Regions from separate parts of the Homo sapiens genome. Here region 2 is linked to region 1. A link is an interaction called in ENCODE POLR2A ChIA-PET data of the cell type or tissue named here. Cell type or tissue: Panc1. All regions are shown on one strand. Links, peaks and the distances in the headings refer to the core of each region. The heading gives the core; the rest is flanking DNA. Region 1 overlaps CD99L2 (CD99 molecule like 2). Region 2 has its middle 17 kb from the start of LINC02927.

Evidence for each region. Peaks named below come from ENCODE experiments on the same cell type or tissue, not always from the same donor. Only the 100,000 strongest peaks of a DNase experiment are listed, where the experiment ranks them.
Region 2: POLR2A ChIA-PET joins it to region 1 with 8 read pairs; 3 of 35 experiments call an interaction of 5 or more read pairs at or near these places.

Annotation. Positions count from the first base shown.
Region 1 is chrX:150,876,524-150,880,914 of GRCh38, reverse strand. All of the region lies in intron 1 of CD99L2 (CD99 molecule like 2), which reads left to right. Among named protein-coding and RNA genes, the nearest start is that of CD99L2, 20 kb to the left of the region's middle. RefSeq lists an enhancer at 117-216. In Panc1, for the core only: no CTCF peak of the experiment used is centred there; no DNase peak of the experiment used is centred there.
Region 2 is chrX:150,932,165-150,936,555 of GRCh38, reverse strand. No RefSeq gene overlaps it. Among named protein-coding and RNA genes, the nearest start is that of LINC02927, 17 kb to the right of the region's middle. In Panc1, for the core only: no CTCF peak of the experiment used is centred there; a DNase peak (open chromatin) is centred at 1,944; H3K4me3 peaks cover 640 bases; H3K27ac peaks cover 2,868 bases.

The DNA of each region.
Region 1 (4,391 bases), core at 252-4,251:
GAAATTCAGAGAGGTAACTAGAGAGTGAGGGTGGGTTTCTTGGAAGGCCCCAATCTTCTTTTTAGAAGAGAAAATAGTGGTAGAAAGTCACAAAGAGACTTGCCCCAAGTCACAGATGCGTCCTTTATATCCACTGCCTCTAAACTACAGAAGGCTTTTTTGTGTAGAGGATTAATTTCCTTTCTCCTCCCACATGTTAAAACAGTTCCATTTTCTTTCACACACCATACGATTTACCTGTTAAAATACACAGCTCGGTGGTTTCTAGTGTATTCAAAACTGTGCAACCATCACTCTCATTATCTAATTTTAGAACATTTTATTACCCTAAAAAGAAACCCCTTACCAGCCCCTCCCATTTCCCACCTTCCCCCTGGCCCTCAGCAGCTACTAATCTGCTTTCAGCCTCTATGGATTTCCCTATTCTGGGCATTCATATAAATGGAATGATATAATATCTGGCCTTTTGTGTCTGGCTTCTTTTACTTAGCGTGATATTGTCAAGGTCCATCCACGTTGTAGCATGGATCAGATATTCATTCCTTTTTATGGTCAAATAGTATTCCATTTTATGGGTAGACCACATGGTGTTTATCTGTTCCCCAGCTGATGAACATTCAGGTTGTTTCTGCTTTGCAGCTGCTATGAATGGTGCTGCTGTGAACAGTTATGTACAGGTGTTTGTGTGGACTTATGTTTTTAATTCTCTTGGGTGGAGTTGTGAAGTCATATGGTAATGCTATGTTTAACTTTGTAAGGAACTGTCAGACTATTTTACAAAGTTGCTGTGTCATTTTACAATCCCACCAGCAGTGTAGGAAGGTTCCAGTTTCTCTATGTCCTTGCCAACACTTGTTATTTTCTGTTTCATTTTTATTTTAGTCATCCTGGTAAGTGTGAAGTGGTAACTCATGATGGGTTTGGGTTTGATTTGCATTTCCCTAGTGACTAATGAAGTTGGGTGTCTTTTTTTTTTTTTTTTTTTTTTTGGAGACAGGGTGTTGCTCTGTCACCCAGGCTGGAGTGCAGTGGCACCAACAAGGCTCACTGCAGCCTCTGCCTCCCAGGCTCAACCAATCTTCCCACCTTAGCCTCCTGATTAGCTGGGGCTACAGGTGTGTACCACCATGCCGAGCTTTTTTTTTTTTTTTTTTTTTTTTTTTTAGTTTTTGTAGAGACAGGGTTTCGCCATGTTGCCCAGGCTGGTCTTGAACTCCTAGGCTCAATTGATCCTTCTGCCTTGGCCCCCAAAGTGCTGGGATTACAAGTGTGAGCCACCACACCTGGCTTGGGCATCCTTTTATGTGCTCATTAGATCATGTGTTCTGGAGTAAAATTCTGTTTAAGGCAAAGGGCACTAAACCTGGAACCAGGAGGCCCTGGCCATACCCTGAATCACGGTGAGTCCTTCATGTTTCTTGTTAGATTTATCTGTTGCCAGGTACTTCATGGTATATCATTCCTTTATAAATGCATCTTCCTACTTGAGAGCAGGGACCTTATTGGTCAAATTCAACACTTCTGCTCTATGTTTTCAATTGCCACCTTCTCCCTTTTCTTAATTCTTTCCACTCACCTAAAAAGCTAAAGTTTTCCTTCATCCTTCAACATCTCTCTTTCCTCTGCCTCCCTTTTAATAAGCTAGTATCTTATCTCCTTTCTCCTTTAGGTCTCCACTCCCTACCTTTCTACCTCATCTGCCTTCAATTCTCAGTCAAACTGGAGTGTGACTTCTGTCATCTTCCCCTCTTGTCTACTGGAAGGTTTCTCTACGGCCACCAGGGTACCTGTATTTTTTAGGTTGATTATTGAAGTAGCAGGTCCCAAATCATTGATACCAGTGACCTCTCTGATGAGTGGAATTGGAAGGAAGGGGTGACCTCACTCCTTGCTGTAGAGTTGTTATTTGGGAGAATGTATATAAGAAAGTCCTTAAATTAGCTTGATAGAGAGCAGGCAATGGTAGCAATGTGGCATAGAACTGCTTATTTAGAGTTGGTAGCAGGAAATGTCTACATTAGTGATATCCAAATAATGGACCCCAATGACCTTTGAATTGATATTGGGGTCAAGCATTGAATGTAAACAGTTAATGATGAGCTGGGTCATATGTGTACTGCAATTTAAAAAATGTATTTAAATGTTGCTTTGATTAATAAATTGCAGAAATTTTAGAATCTGATAGGGGCAGGCCTTTAAAAAATTACTCTTGTTTTGAAATTTATCTTCCCATGCATTTTATTCACATATACTTTAGAGTCAAGTTTTTAAAAAAAGTCCGTTGGGATTCCGATTGCACTTGCATTGACTAGGTGAGAGTCTTAGGAAAATCAACATTTTTTTCCTTTTTTTTTTCTTTTCTTTCCTTCTTTTTTTTTTTTAGTAGTATTAAGTTTTCCTATTCAAATTCAAGGTCTCTCTATATTTAGTTCTGTTGTCTTTGTGTTTTATGACTTTTTTCAAGTTTATTTTTCACATTGCTTGTCAGACTTATTCTCAAGTGCTCTGTAGTATATATTCCTGTTGTGAATGGGACATTTTTCCCCCATGGTGTTTTCTTTCCCTTTTTTTTTTTTTAGACAGAGTTTTGCCCTTGTTGCCCAGGCTGGAGTGCAGTGGTATGATCTTGGCTCACTGCAGCCTCCGCCTCCCGGGTTCAAGTGATTATCCTGTCTCAGCCTCCTGAGTAGCTGGGATTACAGGCATGTGCCACCATGCCCAGCTAATTTTTGTATTTTTAGTAGAGACAGGGTTTCACCATGTTGGCCAGGCTGGTCTTGAACTCTTGACCTCAGGTGATCTGCCTGCCTCAGCCTCCCAAAGTGCTGGGATTACAAGCGTGAGCCACTGCACCTGGCCCCCTACTATGTTCTCTAAGTGAGGATTGTTGGTGTCTGAGAAAGCTACTGGTGTGTGTGTGTGTGTGTGTGTGTGTGTGTGTGTGTGTGTGTGTGTATGTGTTTGAGATAAGGTCTTACTCTGTTACCCAGCCTGGAGTGCCTAGCATTCTTCGTTAGCCACTTTACCTAACAATCTTTTTATTTTTATTTCTCCTAGTTTTATTGTTTTGTGTATTTTTAGTGTTGTTTTCTTTTTTTGAGACGTGGACTCACTGTTGCCCAGGCTGGAATGCAGTGGTGCGATCACAGCTCACTGCAGCCTCAAACTCCTGGCCTCAAGCAGTTCTTCTGCCGTAGCCTCCTGAGTAGCTGGGACTACAGGCACATGCCACCACACCTGGCTAATTTTTAAATTTTATGTAGAAACGGGCTCTTGTTATGCCCAAGCTGGTCTTAAACTCCTGGCCTCAAGCAATCCTCCTGCCTCAGTCTTTCAAAGTGCTGGGCTTACAGGTATGAGCCACCATGCCTGGCCTTTCCTAGTTTTGCTCTTGATTCTGTTGGCATTTCCAGGTATATAACCATATTATCTGCAAATAGTGATGACTTTCCTCTTCCAATATTTTTCCCTTTATAATCACTTATCTGGTTCTCTTATCTGATTCTACTGGCTATTAAATAATAGTGGTGCTAATAGTCTCTTTGCTTGTTCTTGACTTTAGTTTGTGATATGTATTTTTATCACATTAAGGATAAATCCTGACTCCTATTTTTACTAAGGATTTGTCTTTTTAAAAAATCAGAATTGGATGCCAAATTTTATCAAGTGGTCCTTTGGTGTCTCCCAAGGTCTCTCTGCTTCTATTTAACCTGTTAATGTAGTAAATTCTATCAATAGTTTTTCTGTATATTTATGACTTTTTTGTTTCTTTCTTTCTTTTTTTTTTTTTTTTATTAAGAGACAGGGTCTCGCTATGTTGTCCATGCTGGTTTCGATCACTTGGGCTCAAGCAGTCCTCCTGCATTGGCCTCCCAAAGTACTGGGAATATAGGCATGAGCCACCATGCCTGACCTAGATATGATTTTTATATCAGTATTTAAAAGTGAGATTAGACTGTAGTATAGTTTTTCTGTACTACCTTTTCCAGCTGTTACTAAAAGAAATGGGCAGTTTTTCTTATTTCTCTGCTCTGGAAAATTGGAACAGGAGAGAAATTATCTGTCTTTTGAGGACTGACATAATTCTTTTGTGGACTGAGCCTAGGTTGATTCTTTTAAAGAGGTAATTCAAAGACAACTTTCCTGTTCTTCCCCGTGGCATTTTCTCTGTTTAGATTTTTGTCTTTCTTCCTGACTAAATTTTGAAAATGTGTGTATTTCTATGATGATAACCATTTCATCTAGTTGAATATAAGTTTCATAAAGGCAGGATTTAAAAAATCTGTTTTGTTCACTGTTATATTCCCAGGACCTAGAACAGGATAAGGCACATGCTAGGTGTTGGTAGATATTTGTCAAATAAATGAAAGAGGTAATCAATAAATAAAGCT
Region 2 (4,391 bases), core at 83-4,082, 56 kb before region 1:
AACAACTGGGTCCAGCTGGTGTCTACACAGATGGCAGGACCCCAGGTCACTGAGCTTTTCACTTTCCAGAACTGGGGAGGGGAAGAAAGGGGACATCTTACGTCCCTGTGTGCATCAGAATATGGGGTAAGGCATAGTTTAAAAGACATATTTAGGGATGGAAATGTTCTGAGCAGAGATGGTGGTGATGATTGCACAACTCTATAAATTTTCTAAACATTACTGAGTTATACACTTGCAATTTGTGGTATCTACATTATACCTCAATAAATCTGTTAAAAAAAATTATAACATCTCTTTAGAAAACCCATAAGGAGAGCTGTATTTTCCCAGCGCAAACCACTGGAGGTAAAGTTTGCATTCATATTTTTACTGGTGAGGTGTGGGTTTAAAAAGCTGGGGCCCCTTGGCAGCCCACCAGGGACTCGCGGGGCAGACACTCGGGGAACTCATAGCTCTCCTTTGTCTACAGATACCGCCTTCCTGCCCTCAGGGAGCTCCCAGTCGGGACAGAGAGAAAGTGCAAACAGAAATATCTAAATGCCCGGGATGCCCAGGAGTGACAAGGATCAGTGTGACCAGGGGAAGCAGGCCAGGTACCGGGGACTCCAGAGTGGGGAGAGGAACTGGCAGGAGATGGAGTTCCCGGACTTCAGCCTCTGTGCCCCACCCCCAACCAGGTCCCCACACCAACCCCCTCCTGCCAGCTGTCTCCCCCTGTGCCTTCCCTCTAGCCCTGCTTCAGCTCAATCCATTACCTTCTGTTTACAGCCTCTTCAGACAGTTTTCCTTGGCTTGATGCAAGCCAATTTGAATTAATTTTCCAAGCATGACCCTGTGAGTCACTGTATTAAATGCCTTCCACATAGTTCTCATTGCTGCACACACACGGTGCATTGGCCAACCATCTGCAATCACAACGAGGTGCCCAGCCCCACAGAGTGGCGCCCAGCACGAGCAACAACATTCCCAAGAGTGGCCCTGGTACAGGCCAGGTGCAGAAGGATCCACGGCACACGTTCTTCCAGGGCTCCTTGGAAATAAAGCGAGGTGGGGCAGCTAAGGAAGGACTGTCCAACAATCAGCTTTCTTTCATTTAAACAGCTTTATTGAAATATAATTCACATAGCACAGAGTCACCCATTTGAGGTGTACAATTTAATGGTTTGTAGTGTATTAACGGAGCTGTGCAACCATCACCAGCCAATTTTAGATATTTTTGTCACTCCCCAAAGAAACCTCATACCCTTTAAACTATTTTCCTCCTACATCTCTCTCCCCCTGACCCTAAGCAGCCAGTAACCTACTTTCTGTCTGTGTAGATTTTCCTAGTCTGGACTTTCATTTGAATGGAAGTATATGATATGTGGACTTTATTGGTCAGCTTTTCAAAAGGAAAATTGCCAAAGGACTGTAGAGCAGCATTTTGCGGGGAGGTGGGTTCCTCCATATTGAGAGGAAGGTGGGCAGAAAAGGGAGAGGCTCTCACTCCATCTTTGCAGGAGCATTTCCAGGTGGGATGTGAAAGGGGTAGCCCTCCACTCGGTGTGAGCCAGTCCCACCCAGCCACAGCCTAACCTTGTCCTCCCACCTCGGGAAAGCCTCAAGTTCTTGTGCCCACAGAGACCTACCCTTTCTTATGCCTTTAACATATCCCCCAGGCTGGTCTCTCGTGGAGCTGCCATCCCAAAAGGAGAGAGAGAGAAGGAGAGCTGCCTGTCCAATTTTCAGGAGGAGCTAGAGGGAGCCCTGTTTTCTTTCACAGCCCAGGAGGAGAGGCTCCCCCACCTGCTTACACAGTCCATTTCCTAAAGGGTGCCTGCCATCACAGGAATTTACTGTCGGCCTCTTCCTTTCTCCTTGCTGAAGCAAATTGGCCTTTCTCCAGTTCACAAGAGCATCACAGAGAATGCTGGCAGCCTCCCTGCAGAGTCATCACCTGACTCGCTGTGTAATCCACAAAACCCGAGCTTCTCAAGGTTGGAGGCTTGGAGGCTGTCTGGCCCAGACTGCTACACGCAGCATGACACCACCAAGGGCTCGTCCAGGCTCTGCTTGGACACCTCTCCTCTCCTCACCACCTCTTGAGGCAGCCCCTTGCCTCCTGGTAAAGCCCTGTAGGAAATTCCCTGCTACCTTGAGCTGAAGCCTGTTTCCCTGTAACAACCTTCTTTTGTTCCCATTTTTATGGCTCTGACTTGGAGAGAAAGTTGAATTCCTTCTCTCTTTTATAGCCCTTAAGGAATTTAAGACAGATACTAGCCCACCTCAAGAGTCTTCTCTCGTCCAGCTGAGAATAGCAACCACACCACAACCATACTTATATGAGCACAGCAACACACACACACACACATAATATGGAAGAATCAGCCAAGAATCTCCTTGAGCTGCTGTCTGTGTAGGCTGGAGAACCAGGAAAGTCAATGATGTAATTCAGTGTAAGTCTGAAGGGCCAGGAACGAGGAGCACTGATGTCTGAAGACAGGCGAAGATGGATGTCCCAGCTCAAGCAGGGAGAGCAAATTCACCTTTCTTCTGCCTTTTTGTTCTCTTAGGGCCCTCCACAGACTGGCTGATGCCTACGCACAGCGGGGAGGGAGGCTTTTCTTTACTGAGTCTACCAAATCATATGCTAATCTCTTCTGGAAACATTCTCATAGGTACAGCCAGAAATAATGTTTGACCAGATATCTGGGCATTGTTTAGCCCAGTCAAGTTGACGCATACAATTAACCATCACAGTCACTTGTGCTTTTGGTGTCATATCTAAGAAACCATTGCCTAATTCAAGGTCATGGAGATTGACACCTACATTTTCTTCTAACAATTTTAGCGTTTTAGCTCTTACATTAAGGTCTGTGATCCACCTTGAGTTAATGTTTGTATATGATGTGAAGGAGGAGGTCCGAATTCATTCTTTTGCATGTGAATGTCCAATTTTCCCAGTACCATTTGCTGAAAAGACTATTCCTTCTCCCATTGAATTGTTGTGGCACACTTGTGGAAAAGCAATTGACCATAGCTGTGAGGTTTTGTTTCTGGAATCTCAATTCTACTCCATCGAATAGACATCCATTGACCTATATGTCTATCCTTATGCCAGAACTCTGCACATGCAATTTTTTATTCAGGGTTATAAAGACAATATAACTGCAAAGAAGTATTCTCCACAAGACATATTCTTTGAAGCAGAAATGTTTTTAATTTTTTTTTTTTTTTTTTGAGACAGAGTCTTGCTCTGTCACCCAGGCTGGAGTGCAGTGGTGCAATCTCGGCTCCCTGCAGCCTCCGCCTCCTAGGTTCAAGTGATTCTCCTGCCTCAGCCACCCGAGTAGCTGGGGTTACAGGTGTGCGCCATCACATCCGGCTAATTTTTGTACTTTTAGTAGAGACAGGGTTTCACCATAATGGCCAGGCTGGTCTTGAACTTCTGACCTCAAGTGAGCTACTCCTCTCAGCCTCCCAAAATGCTGGGATTACAGGTGTGAGCCACTGCACCCAGCCAGAAATGTTTTTAATTTTGATGAAGTTCAATTTATTTATTTTTTTCTTTGGTTGCTCGTATTTTTGTTCCCATATGAAGGAAACCATTGCCAAGGTCACAAAGATTTACCCCTATGTTTTCTTCTAAGAATTTTATAGTTTTGAAAGTTGTAGCTGTCGTATTTAAGTCTTGGATCCATTTTGAGTTAATGGCAAGGATGGCTTCTTTGATTTACATTCTGTTGGGCTCAATGTCTCAATTCCCCAAGGGCTTCTGAAGAGGAAGTTCAGTCGGAGCTCCTTTTGCTACAACTTCATCAAGAGATTTGGGAAAAGCAACATTTCATTAGCAGGTCCTGAGGAGCCTCCTGCCCCACCCCCACACCTTTGGAGGGAGAGACTGAGCATGGGCAATTTTTTTTTTTTTTTTTTTTGAGACAGTGTCTTGCTCTGTCACCTAGACTGTAGTGCAGTGACACAATTATGGCTCACTGCAGCCTCAAACTCCTGGGATCAAACAACCCTCCAACAACAGCCTCCCAAGTAGCTAGCACTACAGGCACACACCACCATGCCTGGCTATTTTATGTTTCTGTAGAAGCAGCATCTCACTATGCTGCCCAGGCTGGTCCCAAAGTGATCCTCTGGCCTCAGCCTCCCAAAGTGCTGGGATTACAGGCATGAGCCATCAAACTTGACTGAGCACAGGGATTTTTTTTTTTTTTTGAAACAGAGTCTCACTCTGTTGCCCAGGCTGGAGTGCAGTGACATGATCTCAGCTCACTGCAACCTCTGCATCCCAGGTTCAAGCGATTTTCATGCCTCAGCCTCCGGAATAGCTGAGATTACAGGTGTGTGCCACCACACCCAGCTGAATTTTTCTGTTTTTTAGTAGAGATGGGGTTTCG